2 separate regions of the Homo sapiens genome follow, and region 1 is linked to region 2. Evidence: read pairs that join two places in POLR2A ChIA-PET (ENCODE). Cell type or tissue: Panc1. All regions are shown on one strand. Each heading gives the region's core, and the rest is flanking DNA. Links, peaks and the distances in the headings are about the cores only. Region 1 overlaps PRKG1 (protein kinase cGMP-dependent 1). Region 2 has its middle 41 kb from the start of DKK1.

The links. ChIA-PET counts read pairs that join two places held together with the same protein. Peaks named below come from ENCODE experiments on the same cell type or tissue, not always from the same donor. Only the 100,000 strongest peaks of a DNase experiment are listed, where the experiment ranks them.
Region 1: POLR2A ChIA-PET joins it to region 2 with 6 read pairs; 3 of 35 experiments call an interaction of 5 or more read pairs at or near these places.

Annotation. Positions count from the first base shown.
Region 1 is chr10:52,287,209-52,295,229 of GRCh38, reverse strand. PRKG1 (protein kinase cGMP-dependent 1) reads right to left here. Exons shown (of 18, transcript NM_006258.4): 15 at 6,382-6,504; 16 at 6,237-6,299; 17 at 4,940-5,006; 18 at 1-1,428. The coding sequence ends at 1,330. Among named protein-coding and RNA genes, the nearest start is that of PRKG1-AS1, 23 kb to the left of the region's middle. In Panc1, for the core only: no CTCF peak of the experiment used is centred there; no DNase peak of the experiment used is centred there.
Region 2 is chr10:52,350,839-52,358,859 of GRCh38, reverse strand. No RefSeq gene overlaps it. Among named protein-coding and RNA genes, the nearest start is that of DKK1, 41 kb to the right of the region's middle. In Panc1, for the core only: no CTCF peak of the experiment used is centred there; no DNase peak of the experiment used is centred there; H3K27ac peaks cover 4,800 bases.

The DNA of each region.
Region 1 (8,021 bases), core at 1,173-6,172, 63 kb after region 2:
TTTGTTCTCTGACCTCAAATAAGTAATGTTCCAGATCTGGTAAACCTGTAAATATTAACAACTTTGACTTTGGGCTTTCTTTCTTTGTCTTTTCTACTTCTTTTATTTCTGTTTTTCATTCTTGTTTTTTGTTTGTTTGTTGTTTTTTGGTTCAGGCCTAAGACAAGAAGCTAGTTCAAATAGGTTTATAATTACCTTTGTCTCTCAACTCTAGACTGACTATGTTGTATAAGTGAAATTGGACAGGAGTTTGGTTTAATAACTTTAGTGAAAATGCTTGAGTTTCTGGCTACACGTATAATGATTTGAATTTGTGTTGTCTGTTCAGACACTGACATTTACAGATGAAAGATATACATAGCACCTATATAGTTTTTATTTATTTTTTGGATGGGTTTTAATCCCTCCCCACTCCACCCTACCCCAAGCATTTATTTTTATAAAAGGGAATACTTTAAGCCTCAGTTTGAGGGTATGTTAAGTAAAACCAATTGGCTGCTAGTCATTTACTTCCAGGACCATCTTTAAGCACAATATTTTAAAAAATATGAAATGGTTTTGTGAATTGCTTTTTTTCCCCACTCTGTCATGCCAATTTATCAAAAAAAACAAACAAATATCATGCATTATTTTTCAGTCTTCTGTGAAAACTCATATATACCTACTATGAGAGGTCTCAGCAGAATCTATAGCAGTTGTGCTTTTATCATATCAATTTTTAAAATCTGTCAGAAAGAAAAGGTAACATTCAGTCTTGTCATCAGCACTGCTGGGAAATAAAATCATGAAACTTCTAGCACTGGTGTGACATGAACTCTGTGACCAACAGATGTGTGGTCCTCTTTTGTATGGTATATACACCGGCCTGCAGTAATAGATCCCACAGCCTTCACTTGAAGAAAGGGAATAGCCCAGTTTCTGTACCATAGTAATCTATTGTACCCAATATATTATTCTTTCATCTTCTTGAATATTCCAGCAAGGTACAGACTCTTATACTACATTGAAGTGTTTCCTACAGTCTTTCAAATTATAATCAGAGCAAAGCAAGGTCATTGCAACAATAGAAAACATCTTTTACTGGTGAAAGGCTTTGCTTCAGGACCACCATGTCAACTGCTATTTTAGGTTCAAACAGAAAACATGTAAAGAGCACTATTGTCATCTAAGCGGTAAGTCCTAATGCCACTGTAGTTACTGGAGCAGCATCGATCAAAGGCATCATGGTGACCCCGAGCACTAATCTTCTCTCTTTCCCTCAGGTTTGCTGGCAGCTGTGTCTCAGAAAAAGCTGTCTTCAGCAAGGCAGAAGCAGGTAAGAGAAATACATTAGAAGTCTATATCCCATCCTGAGTTGTCATCAGGTGGTGGTTCATCGTTGTCCTCAGGGAAACTGTCAAAATTACTTGTGTCTGTGGGTGATGCAACCTGTAAAAAATGGACAGGTTTTTTTTAGTGGATTTTTTTTAGTGGAATTCCAAGCTGGAATTTTTAAGTGCATTCTGTATTTATTCCCTATTAGTGACTATTTCATTGAGTATCTACTATGTAGCAGGTATTGAGGGTCACAGTGGTAAGTACAAGCAGACATGGTTCTTATCCTTGGAGAGTTTATACCCTTGTGAGTAATAAACTGTATGATTAAAACAAATAATCACTAAAATCTTTCTATATAATAAACTTTGGCTAGAGCTATGGAAACAAAGATGCCATGAAAGTATAAGAGTGATCATGTAGCGTGATGCCTCCAGCTTTGTTCTTTGGCTCAGGATTGACTTGGCGATGCAGGCTCTTTTTTGGTTCCATATGAACTTTAAAGTAGTTTTTTCCAATTCTGTGAAGAAAGTCATTGGTAGCTTGATGGGGATGGCATTGAATCTATAAATTACCTTGGGCAGTATGGCCATTTTCACGATATTGATTCTTCCTACCCATGAGCATGGAATGTTCTTCCATTTGTTTGTTTCCTCTTTTATTTCATTGAGCAGTGGGTTGTAGTTCTCCTTGAAGAGGTCCTTCACATCCCTTGGAAGTTGGATTCCTAGGTATTTTATTCTCTTTGAAGCAATTGTGAATGGGAGTTCACTCATGATTTGGCTCTCTGTTTGTCTGTTATTGGTGTATAAGAATGCTTGTGATTTTTGTACATTGATTTTGTATCCTGAGACTTTGCTGAAGTTGCTTATCAGCTTAAGGAGATTTTGGGCTGAGACAATGGGGTTTTCTGTATATATAATCATGTCATCTGCAAACAGGGACAATTTGACTTCCTCTTTTCCTAATTGAATACCCTTTATTTACTTCTCCTGCCTAATTGCCCTGACCAGAACTTCCAACACTATGTTGAATAGGAGTGGTGAGAGAGGGCATCCCTGTCTTGTGCCAGTTTTCAAAGGGAATGCTTCCAGTTTTTGCCCATTCAGTATGATATTGGCTGTGGGTTTGTCATAGATAGCTCTTATTATTTTGAGATATGTCCCATCAATACCTAATTTATTGAGAGTTTTTAGCATGAAGGGTTGTTAAATTTTGTCAGAGGCCTTTTCTGCATCTATACTACAAGGCTAGAGTAACCAAAACAGCATGGTACTGGTACCAAAACAGAGATATAGATCAATGGAACAGAACAGAGCCCTCAGAAATAACGCCGCATATCTACAACTATCTGATCTTTGACAAACCTGAGAAAAACAAGCAATGGGGAAACGATTCCCTATTTAATAAATGGTGCTGGGAAAACTGGCTAGCCATATGTAGAAAGCTGAAACTGGATCCCTTCCTTACACCTTATACAAAAATTAATTCAAGATGGATTAAAGACTTAAACGTTAGACCTAAAACCATAAAAACCCTAGAAGAAGACCTAGGCATTACCATTCAGGACATAGGCATGGGCAAGGACTTCATGTCTAAAACACCAAAAGCAATGGCAACAAAAGCCAAAATTGACAAATGGGATCTAATTAAACTAAAGAGCTCCTGCACTGCAAAAGAAACTACCATCAGAGTGAACAGGCAACCTACAAAATGGGAGAAAATTTTCGCAACCTACTCATCTGACAAAGGGCTAATATCCAGAATCTACAATGAACTCAAACAAATTTACAAGAAAAAAAACAAACAACCCCATCAAAAAGTGGGCCAAGGACATGAACCGACACTTCTCAAAAGAAGACATTTATGCAGCCAAAAAACACATGAAAAAATACTCATCATCACTGGATCACTGGCCATCAGAGAAATGCAAATCAACACAACAATGAGATACCATCTCACACCAGTTAGAATGGCGATCATTAAAAAGTCAGGAAACAACAGGTGCTGGAGAGGATGTGGAGAAATAGGAACACTTTTACACTGTTGGTGGGACTGTAAACTAGTTAAACCATTGTGGAAGTCAGTGTGGCGATTCCTCAGGGATCTAGAACTAGAAATACCATTTGACCCAGCCATCCCATTACTGGGTATATACCCAAATGACTATAAATCATGCTGCTATAAAGACACATGCACACGTATGTTTATTGCGGCACTATTCACAATAGCAAAGACTTGGAACTAACCCAAATGTCCAAGAATGATAGACTGGATTAAGAAAATGTGGCACGTATACACCATGGAATACTATGCAGCCATAAAAATGATGAGTTCATGTCCTTTGTAGGGACGTGGATGAAATTGGAAATCATTTCTCAGTAAACTATCGCAAGAACAAAAAACCAAACACCGCATATTCTCACTCATAGGTGGGAACTGAACAATGAGAACACATGAACACAGGAAGGGGACCATCACACTCTGGGGACTGTTGTGGGGTGGGGGGAGGGGGGAGGGATAGCTTTAGGAGATACACCTAATGCTAAATGACAAGTTAATGGGTGCAGCACACCAGCATGGCACATGTATACATATGTAACTAACCTGCACATTGTGCACATGTACCCTAAAACTTAAAGTATAATAATAATAAAAAAATAAAAAAATAAAAAAATAAAAGAGTGATCACGTAGGCCCAGCGCGGTGCTCACGTCTGTAATCCCAACCCTTGGGAGGCCGAGGTGGGAGGATCACTTGAGGTCAGGAATTCAAGACCAGCCTGGCCAACATGGTGAAACTGTGTCTCTACTAAAAATACCAAAATTAGCTGGGAGTGGTGGCACTTGCCTACAATCCCAGCTACTCAGGAGACTGAGGCAGGAGAATTGCTTGAACCTGGGATGCAGGGGTTGCAGTAAGCCGAGATCACGCCACTGCATTCCAGCCTGGGTGACAGATTAAGACTCCATCTCAAAAAAAAAATTAAAAAAAAAAAAAAAAAAGAGTGATCATGTAAAGACTCTTTGAAAAAGTGTTATTTTATTTCTTTTTTTAGAGACAGGGTCTTTCCACTCTGTCACCCAAGCTGAAGTATAGTGGTACAATCACAGCTCACTGTAAGCTCAAATTCCTGGGCTCAAGTGATCCTCCTGCTCCAGACTTTTGAGTAGTTAGGACTATAGGTGCACATCAGCACACCTGGCTAGTATTTTCTTTTCTTTTTTTGTAGAGACAGAGTCTCACTATGTTGTCCAGGCTGGCTGGTCTTGAACTCTTGAACTCCTGGCCTCAAGTGATCCTCTCACCTATATATTTTTGTCTGCATTTCTATATTTTGAACATTTCCCATGCTAAAAATTAACTTATGTTCATAAATGAGGGAAACTTGAATCAAATGAATAGTTAAAAAAGAGAAGAGTAAAACACATTTACAGTGACTATCCCCAAATTTATCTGCTTTCAAGTTTGGATTTTAGAATATGTCATTATTTTAATGTGACATTTTTCCTAGAGTTTGTTTAACTTAATCATAGGATTAAACTTTAAAAATAACAGATCATTGTTGACTGACATAAACACCATCAATTATGTCACACAATTATAAGCTGGAAAGTCTACTTACACTTGGTATTATAGGAGGTGTCAAGGTACCTTTTCTTAAGCCTTCCCAGTTAAAGCCCTCAAACCATCTAGAAAAGGAAAAAACGTTGATAAAAACATTTTGTGTCAGCTAAAAGCTTCTCATTGCAGTGTATACAATGTCCATGGCTAATGGGAAGCAGTTAGGCAAACATTTTCATGTGACAAAAATGTTTTCTATTTAATTGCATATGTTTTCCTAATAGTTTATTTTATGAAATACATATTTTTAAAAGTATAACTGTCAAATTTTAAACACCAATTAACATGCAACACTTATTCCTTGTAATTCAGTCATAATGTCTCTATGACCTTGTTCCTACACTATAATTAAAATTTAATACATGTCATAATGTGTCTGGCCCTGTGCCTTACAGGATATTTTATTTTAAGGAGGTAGAACCAGGGCATGAAAAGTCAGGATAGAAAATTAACTTTCCATTTTTGCCACTGATTCAGTGCACAGTGTCAGCTAATTAACCTTTTCACATCATTGTCATAGTCTCTACATGTCCCATTTTCTTCTTTTTTTCCCTTTTTTAATGAAGAATAAAGATATTTTGTGTACAGTTTTTCTGTGAAAATAAGAACCAAAAAAGACTAAAGTTTTTGCTTGTTTGTTTTCTTTTGTCTTTGAAGGGTTTCAGCATTAGCAAATGCTTACAACAAATTCTTAGCAGGCTTTTCAGATATTCAGAGATATTTTAGTAAACATGTTTCTTTGATAAGGATGTGAATTTCCTGTCAGTGTTACACAAACAAATAGAGAAAACCCAATTAGTTTAGCTTTAGAACATCCAATCAACATAGGGAAGGTCTGATATTTAAGATGTTGCTATTGTTTAAAAAACACTGTATTCTGTACTTATGTTTTTCTCCTGTTATAACATCTAATTAGGAAATGCTTGGAAAAATATATTTTGTCTTTAGGAAATCAGGTAAGATACAGTAGGGGACTTTTATTTGTAATTCTGTGGTAGAGAATAGAATCCCCAAATTTAAAATACACATTTCCCCTTTGTGCCAGAGGGGAAAAAAATGCTAGTTGGTATGAGTTGTAAGAAACTGAGTTCAGCTTCTTATGTTACAGGGTTGTCAGATAAATATAAATAAGGTTTCATAATCACAACTAGAAAGGCATTTAAAAGCCTTACTAGTTTATACGCTGTCTTTGGATGTTCCTATAGGCTAATTATACTAGTTTTACACCAATAACTTAAAAAGCAACACCCTGGGGAAATGATGTCACGTGTTCAGAACTCTGCAGAAAGAACACTTACTTGTGCTTTTGAATGTCTTTTACTCCATTTTTCAAATTCCCTAATCTTTCTGATGGATTGTCCCTAAAAATAAAATAATGGTTTTATTAAATCTAATTTTTTCACATTATGATGTTTTCAAAAATAATGTGGTTGAAATACTTACCTGCATAGTTTTTTAATTAAATTAGCAGCATTTTTGGCAATCTTCTTTGGAAATTCTATCATGTCAATCCCCCTCAATATGATGTTATAGGTTTTCATAGGATCTGGGCCTGAGAAAGGTGGGCTGCAAGAATGAGAGACACGACAAGAGATATTACTTTTATTTTCTACATGAGAACACTTGAATTGCTATAAACTCCACAGATGACATCAATTCATATTTGGGGGCTTAGATTAATAGTGACAATGGAATGAAAATAGATTAATAGCAAAACAGTGTGGAAGCCCTTCCAAGTAAATCACTTAGTGAAACCAGAAATGGGTCAAGTTTATCTGCTCTTCTCTTGCTTTCTTTTAAGTGCTGGAGTCTAAGCCCTCATGCTGTCCTTGGTCATTCAAGATGCTTCTTCTACTCTCTGACCTTTTCCACACTTACTGACTCATTGATTATACTTGAGATGAAGTCCAAAATCATTAGGAGGGGCCGCAGGAACACCAACGATACTACCCCACCTCATGCCATTACCACCCTCACTCACTGGGATCCAGAAACAATAGCCTTCTCTCTGTTCCACTGAAATGCCGAGCACTTTCCTACCTCATGGTGTTACTTATTTGGTCTGGAAGGTTCTTCCCATACTTATCTGGCCAATGCCTCACTTTATCAAGTTTCAGTATAAGTGTTATGCTGTTTCCTCCAAAAGGCCTACTCTGGTCAACCTATTACAACCAATTACATAACCTATATCAACCCACGTAACCTAGCAATCTAATTTCATGCTCTAGTTTAAAGTTTAATCTAAATTAGAGTCCCTGTTACACTTTTATAGCACCCTTATGCCACTTATTGTACTTTGTAATTATCTTTTCATTTGTGTGATTGTTTTATGTCTGTCTTCCCTTCCAGAAGAGTTTGTTTTCTGCTGGTATTCCCAGAGTTGAGTAGAGTTTGCAGCATGTACATACTAAGGAGGCAATAAATATTTATTGCTCTAATGTTTCTATAGAATAGTACTCCTCCTATCCTTTTCTCTCTGCTCAGAGGACCTCATTAGATAATTTAACACTAGGCATCCTCTTTGCTAGCAAGGATGTAATACCCCAGCCCTCATGAGCCAGATCTGTTGATTTTTTTTTTTTTTTTTTTTTTTAACTGATCCATCCTTGAAGTGTGGTTTGTGGCAGCTTCAGTGAGTACAAAGATGACTAAAGTCAGGTCTTTCCTTCAAATTTCTCACAATTCAGAGGGGAGATGATGATACACCTTGACGAATGATTTCTTTGGAAATTAATTACTCTCTTTAATACAGGTTTTGTGTGTCTTTGGGGAAGAAATCTGAATTATTATTTTTTTTGCCTTTCATGTTTATTAAGAGCAGTTCAAACTATTTCTTTTTTATCAAGCAGGCTAATGAGTAATTTAAAGTAAGGAGTAGTAGATTTGCCTGTTAAGGGCTGTGATGGATTCTGCTTTGATTTTCTGTGAAAAATGCTTTCTATTTACTTTAATATGTCATTAGCTAGTAATTGCCTATCAATTTTAAATCACTTGAAAAATGTATAAACATGCAAATCTATTTAGTATTCTCTTAGAATTTAAAATTTTATCTTTAGTTGATTCTATGATTGAATATTCTTTTT
Region 2 (8,021 bases), core at 1,394-6,393:
GCTCAGTTCTGTTAGGAAAACTTGGGTGGAAATTGGAGTTAGTACAATGAGTTCTATCCCACTACAAACCGAAGAAAGAAGTTAGCAAGGTACAGATAAAAGATGAGTTGTTATTAATGGGAGGCAGTTTTAGGCGGAACGAGATGCAGGTAACTAAAATTATCTGTGTTCAGTTCCCTCAGTTGAAAAATGGGGATAATGCTTATTACCTGAACAGTTGTTGCAGGTAAGTAATGTTATTTATATAAAGTGACTGGTGTATAGTAGGCAACCAGTAAACATAAGCAACATTAATATTATGCATTTTTAATTCTAATACATGCATTTTAAAAATATATAACAGCCTCCCTGGGAAATGAATAAGATGACATATGGGAGGCCAAATGTACATATCTATTCCTGCTTCCTGGGAACAGCAGAGTGATTTTTAAACAGTTGTTTTTAACTTTGTTTAGAAAGGAAAATTTCTAAGAAAATGCCTTAATGGAAATCCCAACAACAAAAGATAATTCTAGCAGTGAGGTGGCAATCAGGGAGAGAGGAATCAAGAGGTTTAAAATAAACAAAAGAAAACATTAAGAGAAGGCCTAATCAGCATATGGTATTTGGCAAAAGAGACCAAAGAAGAGATAGAGTTAAGAGACTGTTGGGCAAGAAGTAAAAGGATTTGGTGACAGCCTGGATAAGAAGGAAGAAAGGGATGCTGTGTGTTTAAAAGATATGAGCGATAACAACGTCCACAGGCATGACAGAGCAACTGAGCAAGTGATGCCTTTTTTAGAATGAAAATAAGTTTGTTCTTCATCAGGCTAACTTTGTATTTATTTAATGCATCTTGACACTGTTTAAAGGAACAGAACACAAATGTTAGGGGATGTTGGGGAAAGGAGAAAAATTTATTATTTGCATGTCATTGGGGGGAAAAATTACAGTTAGCAAAGTATTAAAATTTGGTTCATGCATAGTAGTTATAAAAAGTTTTACTTGAATAATGAATTAATTAGTCTAATTTCCACACCATACTAACTCTGTTTTTTAATAGCTATTACTTCCTTTAGCTCTTTAGTTATTGTTAAGACTGTCTTGGAGAAGCCAAGGATGTGAAAGGAGTTTGTGGCAAATGAAGGCAATGATTGACTTCCAGAATTCCATGCTTAGTGTTTAATCTGCATTACTTTATATTTTAAAATTCAATATAATCTCAACTCGACTAAAGATTAACTCAATTAACAACAGTAAAAAAAAGTAAATGAAATTTCAGTATAAATTTATTTGCTTTAAATAGTCACAAAAACCTTAAAACTTTTTTTGATTCATTTCTACAAAATAATAATGATTTATAGATGGTAAAGATACAATAAGATAAACTTAACTGCATCTTTTTCCTATCTAAATAGCAAAATTATTCCAAAGGTAAAAGCATTGTATCTAACTAGAAAGAAGCAGAGGATCTAATGCTAGATCTTTAGCACATGCCATATTTATGCACCCTCCAATCTTCATAAAAGGTAACATAAAAATCAGTTAAATCTCACTATTACCACTCTACAAACACTAAAAATTTCGTCAACTGTTTTGTTTATGAAATTGCAAGTGTTTAATTTTTACCTCCCCCTCACCTCACATTTAATTATTAATTGTTCTGAATTTTATTGACCTGCTAGCAGACACTCGGAGCCTTGGTATGCAATTCTAAAGGACATAGTACTATACTTATTGATTGGCAAGTTATTTGACTTATCTTTATTTGTGTTTTCCCATCTCGATTAGACCTGTTCTTACATCTCTACTGATCTGCTTTAGTGGCGGCGGGGGGGAAGAATGAGATAAAATGTATAAACCTTGAAGAACTGCTTGAAAGTTCAGAGTGATGACAGTATTCTTTGCCTTGATGGGATACAAATATTATCTTAATCCACTAAAAGCTATCACTGGGAAATAAATTCTAGCGTATTGTTGCTAGTCTTCTATGTTAAGTCAAAGTAAAAAAGAAGGCATACTAGGAGATCAGCAGGACAAGGATCAAAATTCAGAAATGTAGGACATGAAATACATTATCTAACCTGTTTGTAAATGTTATCAAGAGTATCCCAAAGATTCGAAACAAAATAGTTTAACAACTTATTCAAGCATAAGGCAGTGTATATTTGGAAAATAAATTGAATAGAAAGAAGCAAGAACTAGTGTTACAGCCCTTACCTATAAAAGCCCAAGATAAACTTTGGTCTTACTTGGAATTTGCTGTTCTTTTTATGTTTTGATCAAACTAACTCCCTTATCTCTACTGCCTCATTTTTCTTTGTGTGATCTGCTGCTAGAATACCTTTTCAGCTTTCTCCTGCAGTGAAAACCCAATTATCAAGGGATTCATTGGCCTGTTTCCCATATTCTGTGGGTAATTTCATTCATTTTCCTTAGGAGACAAATGCAGAGATAGGAGTGAAAAGTGTGGAGAAGATACCCATACTTGACTTAGGGAAAGTGCCACTGAAAAAATTCAAGACAGTTCCTATGCTATATTTGGTAGAAAGTGAAATTTACCTCCCTATCGCTCTACTCCATTTGAAAGATGTTTTACCCCAGCTATCATGAAGTGTAAGAGAGAAAGAGAGAGAGGGAGAGAGAGAGAGAGAGAGTGTGTGTGTGTGTGTGTGTGTGTGTGTGTGTGTGTGCACGTGCAGACCAAGATTCTGAGACTTGGACATATTCTGCATAATGTCTCTATAATGTCTCTGGCATTGGAAATGAATCACTACCCTCATTCTTTTCCTGAAGAAGTCAAGCTGCTCTTCCCAGAAAAACATTCCTACTGATGTGATCTTTATTTTGAAAAACCTCTGTGTTACAGCAGGTGTGACAGCCCAACTCCATCTCTAATTAGGTAAATAGACTTGGGCAAATTCCAGGCCTTTCTCAGGGACAGTCTCTACTGAGCAAAAATGAGTGTTACTACCTGCCTTCTTAGTACTTACCTTGCAGGGAATTAATACTGTATTTGAGACACTTAAATGCAGGGCAATGTGACTGAGAAAAAGCAAACAGAAAATAGAGTGTAGCCAATTTTCCTTATTATTTTTTGTCTGCACTATTTTTTTAATCCAACCACCTTAGTAGCTTTTCAAGTTATTCACACTATTTTTCAGGTTCTCACCGAGAAGAGAATAAAGTATGAAAGCCTAAAGAAACACATTTTAGAAATCTGTAACCTCATTGAACAAAACATTAACAAATTTCTAAACCTAGAAATAAGAACATGTCGATTCAGTAAAAAACAAAGGACTTCCACAAAACACTCAGTCTGAACCTTCCTTTTTGCTCTCTTTGCTGGCTCACCTCTTTTAACACGAGCTGTTGCAGTGGCTTTCTAACTTGCCTCTCCTTTTTGTATGATCCTGTCATTCCTCAGCCTTCTTTTAATATTTCTAGGCCTTTGCTTCCCCCTTTCCTTCAGGATGAAATCCAACCTTCTCACTCTGTCATACAAAGCTCTCCCCCATCATGACTGGGGCAAATGGCCAGCCTTATTTCTCCCCAAAACCCCTAAGTCTAAGTTGTTTTGCAGAGCCCCTTTTAATCTCTCAGACACTCTAGTCTTTCTCTGATCTCTGGGCCCTTTCAGTGTTTTCCTTCACCATTTTTATTGCCAAACCTCTTTTTTATTTATGAAATCCTTCGAGACGTCCCTAATGAGTTGCCTCCTCTGCGCAGCTTTCCTGACACCTTCTTCCTCCTCAATCCCTGACTGACTTAGATGATTCCCCTCAAAGCTCTCATGGTGATGAGTTTGGTCTTGTTTTGTGAGTTATCATGTAACTCATTTTAGCTTGAGATTCTCTTTAGGGCAATGAATACAGTTCTGTCATCTCTAGACCTCATGCAAAATAGATTTTCAAAAAATATTTGCTGACTGACATAATGAGACAGGCAATGTCTTAAAATTTATGGGCCAGTTATGAGGTATCAGGAACTGTGCATGAATTTTCTTATTTAATCTTCTAAGAAATTCTCAAAAGAGTTTACTACTATCATTTCCATTTTATAGATGTGGAAATCTAAAAGACAGGAAAAAATGGAAGGGAAGTAAGAATTCAGTTATGTTAGATGCCTGAATACATTTTCTATAAAAGATTACTAATTAGAATGCATTGAGTATTATCTAATCATTATGTAATGATATAATAAATTATTTACTGAAATATATTACAACTAAAACCTATTGAGTTATTCTCAATAGCTAAGCCTTAGCTATTGACTGATGCTGAATGCTCATTATAGAAAGAGTTTAGTCCTCATCATGAAGTAAAGAGGCAAGGAAGCAAGAGAATGAATAGAATAGAAGGTCACAGGGGAAACAATTCAACTAAGAAATCAAAGATGAACAAGTTAGGACCAAACGTGAGGGAAGATATACTAGGTAAATCCTCAACTGGAATTTTCCTAGTCCTTTTTAGGGCCAGCCCCATTGTGAAACTAAATGGATTCCTCTTCTCAACTGCTTGTGCCAAATTCTCTTTTCTGTTTATTGACTGTCTAGGGTTTGGAATGTTGACTGCAGGCCTCATAGAAAGGTAATGATCTTAGAATTAGTTTTGTTGGTAATGTACTTAGGTTAAGGAATATTGTCTCTCTTGAACTCCATTTCATTTGCTATGGTAACATCAAATTCTGAGCCATAAATAGCACACAGGTCAAACTTTCCTAATGAGAGCAGCCTTTTATACTACCCAGTTCCATACTTGCATAATACAGGATGTGTCAATGATCAAACAGTCATGGACATCACCATCTGTTTCTCCAAGTTCCATCAACCAAAGTAGGATGGGTTACACAACCAAAACGTTTACACTGTTATTTGTGTCTTACTATGTTTAGTTTTGGATCACAAATTTTAGTACTTCAGCCCTCATGTTTTTAAAACAGAAACCAAGAAAATATTCAAGCAGGTTAGCATTTTGCTGACAGTTGGCAGGCTTTGGGTACTTATTTCCTGCTCTAATTTTTCAGCTACTTTTAAATTTGTTTGTTACTATGGTAGGTTCATAGTAACAGACATCTCTTGGTTATTTGTGCAGAAAAGCCTCTTTAAGACTGGACAATGTAGTCATTCTTAGGGCAGTAGTAGGTGGTCTGACTAATGGTGGAAGAAAATTTTTTAAGTGATAATATTTTTTATTTTAAATCTAAGTGGACAATTATCGAGCCTCTGCCATTTATAAGGCATGTCTTATTATATACTTTATATTTCATTTAATATGAGTAAAATAATAGTTAACCATCCTTGTTTCAATTTTGGACTGGTCTTTTTATAAGCTTTGCTGCATTTTACTCTCATAATAACTCTCCAAGGTAAATATTGCTCTTATACCATCCCTATTATATAGATGAATCTATGATTCTGTGAGTCACAATACTTGCCCAATGTCCCATAGTAAGTGCATTGAGGTTTATTTGATACTAAAGCCTGTGTTTTCCACATCAAAAAAGAGAGAGAGCAGGAGAGTGTGACTAAGTGTTATGTAGGATCAAAGAGACGAGAGATTTTGGTGGATCCATCAGGCTTTATAGAAGACAGGAATATCTGAAATATCTTATGCACACAAAAATGACGTGAGGCATGCATTAGAGATTCAAGGCAATGGCAAAAGCAAAGGTAATAGATGGGGAATACTCAAAACATTTCTGGAGAACAGTGAATGATCAGATTTGTTGGACTAAAATGGTAAGATATAGATGGCAAATATTGGGGTGAAGAGTGAAAAGCCAAGTTGAAGCCATGTAGCTAAGCTTTATGGAGATTGAACCAGTAGCAGGTGTGGGATGCATTAGAGTGGGAAGAGATCAGACATAGTTTAAATAGTTGTAAACACTTTTGCCACAAACCCCATGCCAAAGATGATGGCCGAAATGAGAATCAACATGGAGTGAGTGTTAAGAATGTGTATGAGGGATTTTTTAAAAAAAATATATATATATATATGTCTTTATTTGACATTTAATAAGATGAAGGCATGAGATTTTAAAGTCTGGGTGTAAGGAAATGACAGCACTAATGACAGAATTAGGGGATGCCAAAGTAATACCTGGCAGCTCAAAATGGTGAGCTCTGGACATTGTGTATAGAATGGACATGTGGATTGACCCCAGTCATATAGGTGGTTAAGTCTCCTGATTTCGACTTGTATGCCCAACTCTGTTGTGCCTTTCTACCAATCCCTGAACTCTCCTTAAAAAAAAAAACAAAAAAAAACCGAAAAGGGTTATATGACATCAACCCCTGAACTTGCATGTGGCCATCATAGAAGGTGAGACAAAGGGAAAAATCAATGACCTTTAGCAGATCACAGAGATGGTCAATTGCTAAGAAATGTTCAGGAGTACTCCATTTATATTCAGTAGGCAATTGGCTTCTTATGTTAAAACCAAATACATTAACAGTGTTTTGAAAATTGAATTACAAAGTTTAGGTGACTCTCTATGGTAGCAAAAGCTAATATAGCAATGTAAATGCAAAGGTTTGGGTTATCTCCATTCTTGCAATAAATAATCACAAATCACTTGCATTTCTTGAGCATTTATCATATGCCAGGCACAGTTCTACATATAAAGTGTGCAATAACTCATCTAATTATCACGGTGATCTCAGGAGATGGATAAAATTTTTATCAGGCTTATTTTACAGATGAGAATTATGAGACTCAGAAAGATAAAAATAACATGCCTAGGTTCTCATAACAGACAGATTAGAGAAGCATTCATATCCGGATGTCTCCAAGCCCAAAGTCTTTTACATAACTCATAGCATGTAAATTATATAATGCCCACAAATATTTTATCTGATGTGATCTGGAATAACAAGCATTGTTCTTTACCACCATTTTATTATTGGTGACCTCATCCTATAACCATATTTTTTTTCTGAGTACATCCTATAACCATATTTTTTTCTGAGCACTGATTTTGTTTCCTAGAGGAAAATTACTTTCATTTAGGGAATGCTGATGTAATTGGAAAAAGAAAATGAAAAACCTCCCTTTTTACTTTTCAAGAAGGATTCTATTTTGAAGTATATAAATATTCTTTTTATTGGATACAAAGGGAGACTTAAAAAAAAAACTACTGTCGTTAATCCTATGCTTGGAAACATCAAAATCAATGATCACTGAAAGGATGATTTAGGTAGATACTGTAACTAGATGTGCACTTGAAGGAATCATTAGTAAAACAAATTCTTCTCTAACTGAAAAAAAATGTACAGCTTTTACAAATACATTTAACTGAATTAGATATACTCACTCATTTTCTATAGTCCAGCCCCCAAAACAAGACTTACCCCCTAACTACTCCTCACTGTGATCACCACAACTATTCTCCCAAAGATTCTCAGTGTTTTTATTGTGTGCTGAATCAAAATTTTGGAGGCATGGATTGGGACCTAAACATAAATCAGTATGCAGGAATAATATAAGTAGATAAAAGGTATCTATGTAGAAATATGGACGGGCGTGATGGATTAGTGATGATTTCTCCCTTGTAAAGAAGTCTATTTAAGGAGTTTTAATAATAATAAAAATAATAGAAATAGAAAAAACTGGGCCTGAGTTTTATTATCTATAAATAAATGTCAGCTTAGCTGATGTCAGCTTAGCTGATATAAAAAAATACCATAGACTGGGTGGTTAAACAGTAGACAGTTCTGGAGGCAGTAAAGTCCAAGATGCAGGTGCCAGCAGATTCTGTTTGTTGTGAAGGCAACTTTCTGTCTTGCACACGGCCATCTTTTTGCAGTGTCCTCACATGTTGGAAAAATAGGGAGCTCTGGTGTCTCTTCCTCTTCTCATGAGGACAGTAATCCTCTCATGGGGCCACAGTCTCATACCCTCATTTAAATTTGATTCCTTTCCAAAGGCCAGCCAAATACCATCTTATTTGGGGTTAGGACTTCAAAATATGAATCGGAGGCACAAGCATTTAGTTCATGACACGGGGGATGGAGACGACCTCTTCAGCCCTTTTCCATATAT